2 separate regions of the Homo sapiens genome follow, and region 2 is linked to region 1. A link is a loop called in an ENCODE intact Hi-C map of the cell type or tissue named here. Cell type or tissue: natural killer cell. All regions are shown on one strand. Links, peaks and the distances in the headings refer to the core of each region. The heading gives the core; the rest is flanking DNA.

The links. A loop is a pair of places that touch in the nucleus more often than their neighbours do. Peaks named below come from ENCODE experiments on the same cell type or tissue, not always from the same donor. Only the 100,000 strongest peaks of a DNase experiment are listed, where the experiment ranks them.
Region 2: it touches region 1 in a loop (4-fold over the local background); 20 of 110 quality-filtered maps call a loop at or near these places.

The regions. Positions count from the first base shown.
Region 1 is chr6:89,951,210-89,955,015 of GRCh38, reverse strand. BACH2 (BACH transcriptional regulator 2) reads left to right here. Exons shown (of 9, transcript NM_021813.4): 7 at 3,154-3,806. Among named protein-coding and RNA genes, the nearest start is that of GJA10, 59 kb to the right of the region's middle. In natural killer cell, for the core only: no CTCF peak of the experiment used is centred there; DNase peaks (open chromatin) are centred at 2,035, 2,535 and 2,625; H3K27ac peaks cover 1,553 bases.
Region 2 is chr6:90,185,342-90,189,147 of GRCh38, reverse strand. All of the region lies in intron 4 of BACH2 (BACH transcriptional regulator 2), which reads left to right. It overlaps LOC105377890 (a long non-coding RNA gene), which reads right to left. Exons shown (of 2, transcript XR_001744258.2): 2 at 3,635-3,806. Among named protein-coding and RNA genes, the nearest start is that of BACH2, 110 kb to the left of the region's middle. RefSeq lists an enhancer at 3,668-3,806. In natural killer cell, for the core only: no CTCF peak of the experiment used is centred there; DNase peaks (open chromatin) are centred at 1,227 and 1,937; H3K27ac peaks cover 1,744 bases.

The DNA.
Region 1 (3,806 bases), core at 802-3,301:
ACACAGAAGCTGAGCAAAATCTTGCAGACTTAAATATGACAAAGCAGGACTGAAACCAGAATGGGAGAAGAGCTAGTTATGAGCTCTTGAACTTTCATGGTGAGGACACCATTTCCTCTGCCCTTGGGCTTAAGTGACAGTTTACAAACCAGATTTTTTATCTATGACTCTTTCATGACCATATGACGATCATTTCAAGCTCAGGAAGTTTCCTAAGCCTCAGTGATCTAAGGAGTGCCATTGATTTGTGATGTGGAGACTTTGCTCATTCACCTCCTTGGTCCAATTCATACATTTAAGCATCAGCTCGTCCCTGAGCGGAGATGCTTTCTCCAGCTCCTTGCAGCCATGTGGCAGAGGGTGACTCCCAGTACTGCTTCCTGATCTACAGATCCCCATGGATGTCCCTGGCTTCTTTAGAAATTTTCTTTACAAGAGGCCACAGTGGAAGATAGTGGTAAGACTTACTTAGACCTACAGCATCAAAAAAAAAAAAAATGGTGATAAGGATGGGAGTATGAGAAAAACTGTGTGAACACTCTGGGGACTGTTGTGGGGTGGGGGGAGGGGGGAGGGATAGCATTAGGAGATATACCTAATGCTAAATGACTAGTTAATGGGTGCAGCACACCAGCATGACACATGTGTACATATGTAACCTGCACATTATGCACATGTACCCTAAAACTTAAAGCATAATAATAATAAAAAAAAAAAGAAAAACTGTGTGAACAGTATAAATAGCATTGAAATTAGTTTCCTACATTTCCCATATAGTGAGCACCTTTGCCAAAACTCAAGAAGTGTCTTATCCACCCTTTTGGCAACTGGCACATTACAGAGGAGCATAGGATCATTACGAGGGCAGGGGTCAACTCTGCATTGATTTCACCATTTCTTTCTTTGTGGTGGAGCCATGTGGCAGTAAAGGAATAGGTCATGTGACATTCTTGTCATCTTCTTCAGTTACCTATAAATACACATTTCCTTGCTTTTTTACTTTCTTTTAAAGATTCTTGGAAGAAAAGGACATAAAACAGATGTATTGTCAGTACTACATTTGCTGAACCTATTACCATGTCAGCTTAGCAGGATACAAAAGTGTCGGTCAGACCTCCTTTTTAATACTGGTACTGTGACACGGGGCAAACAAAGACCCTTGCCTGCCTGCCTTTGATCAGTTGATCGGTTCAGTTAGTTGGTTTACATGATGCCTTGCTCCAAAAGTAACTTGAGACAACACTCTCTAAACATACTGTGTTGTCACCTTGCATACACAGTAGTAGTATGTTAGGACACAGTTTGACTCATGACATATTTGGTAACATACAAGCTTTTAACAAGTATTTACCATGTGAGAGACCCCAGGTTAGATTAGATGCAAGGTTACAAAGACAGACAAAACCATTCCTGATCTGAAGGAGCTTGCTGTCTTATGGTAGAAACAGGCACAATTAGGTATAATAAAAGGGAGATGGCACTGATTGCCCATATAGAATTTATAATGTGGGTCTAGCAGTCATGGCTTTTTGTTTTGTTTTTTTAACCAAATATCTCTGGACTCATCATCTGACAGAAAAATTTAATGTGGAATCTTACTTGAGTACTTTAAAAAGATTAACAATTAAAATCCCGTTCAGTTACATGTCTAAGAAATTTCCGTTACTGGAAAGAATGCAATGATATGAAATCAGTGCTGCCCTGGAGAATCCAGCACGTCTCCTCATCTGGCTATGAGAGCTGAGAGGACAATGTCATTCATTCTCTCTAAGAGGACTGGAGAGCACTCCCAAAGGAGTGAATGTCCAGGTTGAATCTTGAACATCAATTACAGGTCCTTGCAAGAATTTTGGCTCTGTATGCTGCGGTGAGTTTAATACACACAGAAGTCAGCTACAAAGTTTACCAGTTCACCTTGCTGTGCACTCACTCCCCCCGCTAAAATTTTGTATCACTGCTACCATAGCCTCTAGCAAGGACCCCATGATTGCTGCTTTCATTTGATTTGTACAGGATTTGTAGACATGCGTCACCTTCCTGTGTGGTCAGCAGTGCTTGCAAGAACCTAGAGGATGTGTGGTTTTATGTGCAGGGTAAGGAAGCTTACCCTGATGAACACCAGCAAGTTTAATCCATTTCCATCTGAAAAAACAATTGGCCTTAGGCAACATATTCTTAATTGTCTAAGTCATTGTGTGTGAGCAGGCATGCGTGTGGGCACACACGTGTTTGTGTGCATATGCAAGCTGTGCATAAATAGCACACTTTCAATCTTTGTAAAATATAACAGATAAGCAGCAAATGACAGTAGGCTTAGCCCCTGAAGATTTACCAGGAAAAAAAGACAGCTGCATGGCAAAGCTGCTGCTAATAATTAGGGAAGGAATAGCCCATACCCTGTGCCACTCAGCAGCTTCAACCATTTAAATGAGAGCCGGTTTGTTTAACTCTGCAACCCCCATTCATTATGGGCCAGGGGTTGATTTCATCTTGAGCACACCACTTTTGATTGTTGTCATCTCTGGTGAGATAATGAGATCATCATCATCATAAGATCAGGTAGACATGATGACCGAAAGTCTCAAGTAGAAACTGTGATGGATGAGCAAAACAGGAGTTGTTTTAATGTCTCTTTTAACATTGTAAGTGAGGAAAACCTATTTTTACAACTCCCTGGAGTTAGTTTTTTGCAGGGTCACATTGCCATTTTTGTGGTTGACAAGAAAACGTTAAGGCTCTCTTGGGCTCCAGCAAGCTGCAAGAAGTGTCACAACACTCCCCCCTCGTGTAGAATGGCTCTCAACAGGACTGATTGGGAGGGAAATTAATAGGCTCCCCATTGTCACCGTGCATTTTTGCCAGGATATTTCATTAGTGTAAACACTGAACCCGTTGTCATCTTGTTTAGCCACTTGACCCTGGTGATTTTCAATTCTGCCTGTGCTGTGATGGAGTACAACAGTGGCATGCACGAGACAGGCACTAATTATTGGAAGCAGAATCATTGCTGACCCAGTACTACAAGATTAACTGCCCCTTTGCAGTCTTTATTCTGGGACATTAGCACTGTCTGGTTATCTTGCTTCAGTTGAGGGATTCGGGACAATAGCAGTGCTGATGGTAATGTTGGCGATTTCCCTGTTTGTTTTGCAGGTCACAGCCAGGGGCTTTGGGCCGCTGTTACAGTTTGCCTACACTGCCAAGCTGTTACTCAGCAGAGAAAACATCCGCGAGGTCATCCGCTGTGCTGAGTTCCTGCGCATGCACAACCTGGAGGACTCCTGCTTCAGCTTCCTGCAGACCCAGCTCCTGAACAGTGAGGATGGCCTGTTTGTGTGCCGGAAGGATGCTGCGTGCCAGCGCCCACACGAGGACTGCGAGAACTCTGCAGGAGAGGAGGAGGATGAAGAGGAGGAGACGATGGATTCAGAGACGGCCAAGATGGCTTGCCCCAGGGACCAGATGCTTCCAGAGCCCATCAGCTTTGAGGCCGCCGCCATCCCCGTAGCAGAGAAGGAAGAAGCCCTGCTGCCCGAGCCTGACGTGCCCACAGACACCAAGGAGAGCTCAGAAAAGGACGCGTTAACGCAGTACCCCAGATACAAGAAATACCAGCTTGCATGTACCAAGAATGTCTATAATGCATCATCACACAGTACCTCAGGTTTTGCAAGCACATTCCGGGAAGATAACTCTAGCAACAGCCTCAAGCCGGGGCTTGCCAGGGGGCAGATTAAAAGTGAGCCGCCCAGTGAAGAGAATGAGGAAGAGAGCATCACGCTCTGCCTGTCTGGAGATGAGCCTGA
Region 2 (3,806 bases), core at 726-3,225, 230 kb before region 1:
TTTTTTTCTGTTGGTGAATTTTAAGAAGTTGCTTTTAGACCAAATGTAAATATACAATATAAATTTCTATATGTGTATGTTTCACAGCCATTTACTCTCTCTGTTTCTGTTTAAATTTTAAGCATTTTGGCTCTGTTTTCTTAGGAAACTTTGTAAAAAGAGAGTAATTACGGGTAGGCTGCACTAATATTATTTGTCTTCAAAGTTGCTATGTATAATTCACTATTAAGATTTATTCTCCAGGGTGAGCCCACAATTTAAGGTCAAGAGGAGGCAAAATGTTCAGAGCTAGCCTTTGGAAACTGATGTTGTTTTTTATTTTTTTTTAATCCAATGCTAAAAAACGTAAATACTCAGTCCCCTTTCGCTTTTTTTTTTTTTTTTTTTCATTTTGGGGCCACCAGACCTTATTACTAGATTGGTAGTATGAAGTAACTATTAAGATGTCCAGTTTTTCAGTAGGAGCAGAAAAAGTAAGTATAAAATATTAGCTATATTATTTTATTCAGTTTACTAGAATAAGCTTACAAATGATCAGTGTCTTTTGGTCATGAATGAGTACACAGTATGGCACACAATTTTGTACCGTGTATACTTGTATATGTATTTTTTTTCTTTTTTTCTTCGTGTTTTATTTTTGTTTTTATATATGTATTTTAATAGATATGAATAAATCAGTGCCCGGGTACCAAATAATGAGCACCCTCAAAATTTGAATTTCAAGGAACAGTGGCAGAAAATATCATTTGAAACTGAAACTATCACAGATCAACAGAAAAATGACTGAAGTTAGCTATGTATAAAATTCCCATAAGTTAACCCACACTTAAACAAATTCATGGTGTGTCTACTGACATTCTATACAAATTCATGGTGTGTCTACTGACATTCTATCAGGAAAAATAAAATAAAATAAATGTAGATAATTAAACTTTACATTTTAGAAATTAGAACACATTTATATCAAAAGCAAACAGCTGGCTGCTGGTCTGTATGACAGTCACCAAAAGGAGTTGGGGAGCCTGAAAGTTTTAGGGATGTTCCTGATTATGACAGCCCAACTGGCAGCCATATGTCACCAGTGCATTTTAAGTCTTTAGGCTTGATGACAGCAACCTATGACCACTGGGCTCCCTTGCCAGCACCTTCTGAACTTTGTGATTTTCCGCATAGTGAGACCCGTAGCCTCAGCACTGGGGCACTTGTGCTCTTCTGGGAGCTTTGCTGCTCCTCTAACTGCATGACCTCAGCAGAGTTCCTCTGCCTCTCCAGGCCACAGCCTCTATCTAAAATGTACTTAAAAAGTACTCACACCAAAGATCGGTTGTGAGAGTTAAATGAAACCACTAATGTAAAAGTGCCTACGACAGATCCTGACCCATAGTAGGTGCTCAGGAAATGTTTTAATTTTTTAAAAAACAGAATAATCTGATCCTAATCCTCTGCTCTTCTGGGAAATTCTGGTTCTCAGATTGGTTGATAAGCATTTCAGTTAATCTGTCAGCCTGGCTTTTATGAGTTTGAGTGGAATGACCCGTCTCTGTGAACAGATCCAGATGATTTCTTCATCATGCAAAGCAGAGTCCTCAGTGAGCCTGCGCTCCTGGTGACCCATCACATAGTAGAAGCAGATTGCAGAGAAGACCCTACCAAAAGCCTCAGCTGGCTCGCCCTGCTTCATGACTGCACGGTGATGTTAGTCCTTGTCAGAGTTTTATAGATTGGGCTGAAAAGTTGTTTGTTTCTTTTTTAAACAAGACAATTAAACTAAGTATATTCGTGTACCATAGTAAATGAGAGAAGTATGCATCTCACTCACAATATATTTTTTAGATGCTGTTACCCTGATTTATTTTTACTTTGACAGATACTTCCGTTTAGGGGGTGCTTTCCACAGATAGATTCTGTTGTGCAATAGAATATTCGGTACATTTTGCCTCTAGGTTTCCTCCAGATCTGTCAGGTGGCCACACCCAAGCCTCTCAGTATTGCCGTGTTCTCAATAAGACACTTGATTTATTTATTTAGTAGATGTTCTTAGTTTCCCTCAGGAGGTTTTTGTTGGCAGAATTTCTAATTTTTTATAGGGCATCCTTCTTAATATAGAGGAAGACCAATTATGTATATGCAACAGACTCAAATTAAAAGTGGCATAATTGCGATTATTCATTGCTTTTGATTTCACACTTAATTAGCCCTCTGAAGTGAACAAGTCCTTAGTGGTTAAGAGTTTGCACTCTGAGAGTTATCAGACCTGGGTTCAAATTCCAGCTCTGACACAGAGGCGTTGTGAGACCTTGGTCAAGGTCCCTAACCTTTTCCTAAACCTATCATCTGTAAAATACTGATAGAAATGCTTACCTTCCAGAGCTCTTTTGAGTATTATGTTACATCATGCAAGTGAAGCACTTAACACTCAGCACCTGCTGAGAGCACTTGGTAAATGCTACCATTGTCACGGGGGCAGGGGAGGGGCATGAGGACCGAGCTCTCAAAAAGTGACTTCTCCAGTTTAATTTAATAAGCACTTGGGATTTCACATTTCCTGCATATTTTACGATAACCTTGAAAGGAACAGACTTAGGCCAAATTTGATAACACCGTGTTTTAAATTTCTAATAAGAATACCACCTGAAACCACACTGACAGTCATTTGTAACTTCTTACAGCCACCGTACTAAAAAAACAAAAAGCTACTGTTTATTGATAGGTACATCTTGAGAGTGACTTCAAAAGTTACAGTAACCTTGGTTATATTTTAGGGAATATAAGAACTCTGAAAAGAACTTTGTGGGGTCTGGAAAACACTGTAAATGGAAGCCGCTTCATTGGATATTACTCTAGTGTTGTAAGAGTGGTTTGACTTAGGGCTGTTTTGGTTTCTTAAGTGGAACATTTTTTGTGTGTGTCTCCCTGTATTTTATATTAATTCCAGGTCTGAGTCAGTGGCGAGTCCAGTAATTGAATTAATATGGAAATCAAACTGTAAGCTCATCCTTGGAATTACATTCATTATATAACATGGAAATGGGCTAAAACAGAGAAAATTACAGTACTGTTTTACTTTCTACTTTAAATATGGTAGAGGATCGGTCTCTTCTATGAGTGTATATGCTGCAAAAAAATTTTTTAAAAGTAGCCTATTAATACACTATGATTTTAAAGGGGGAAAACAATGTATGTTCTTATTCTGTGTCACTGTCCAAGCATCAGTAACACTAAACTGGCTGCCAGAGTGAAAAAGAACCAACTACATTTGCGTAATCATCATAAAAATTATATTCTGTCTACATTTTTAATTGAGCCAGACATTGCACAGAATTAGACACAGCCTTTGCTCTCTGGGAGTTTACAGTGTAAGACAGAAGATACTAATGTGTGTAGACGTGAAGACCAGTTGAATTTAACATTTTATAAACGTGGTTGGTTCTATTTTATGCCTTTCTGGCCTTCCCCAACCCTCATAACCCATCATCAGATGTCGTTTCATCCACAGGTAATTTTCTTCTTAATTTAAGTAACCTTATTTCTTAACTATGAAAATAATATATGTTAATTTTAGAAAAATTGGAAAGTAAAGTAGAAAGAAAAAACAAAAATCATGTATAATCCCACAACCACAAAAAGATCGTGTTATATTTTAGTGACATTTTTAATGTATCATCTTAAATGTATCTATATATTTTACATAATTGGGTTCTATAAATGCAGTTTTGCCCTGTGCTTTTTTCACCTAATGTATCTTTGCATGTTTTACATATTAAGAATTTTTTTAAAACACCATTTTAGTGATTTTATAATATTAG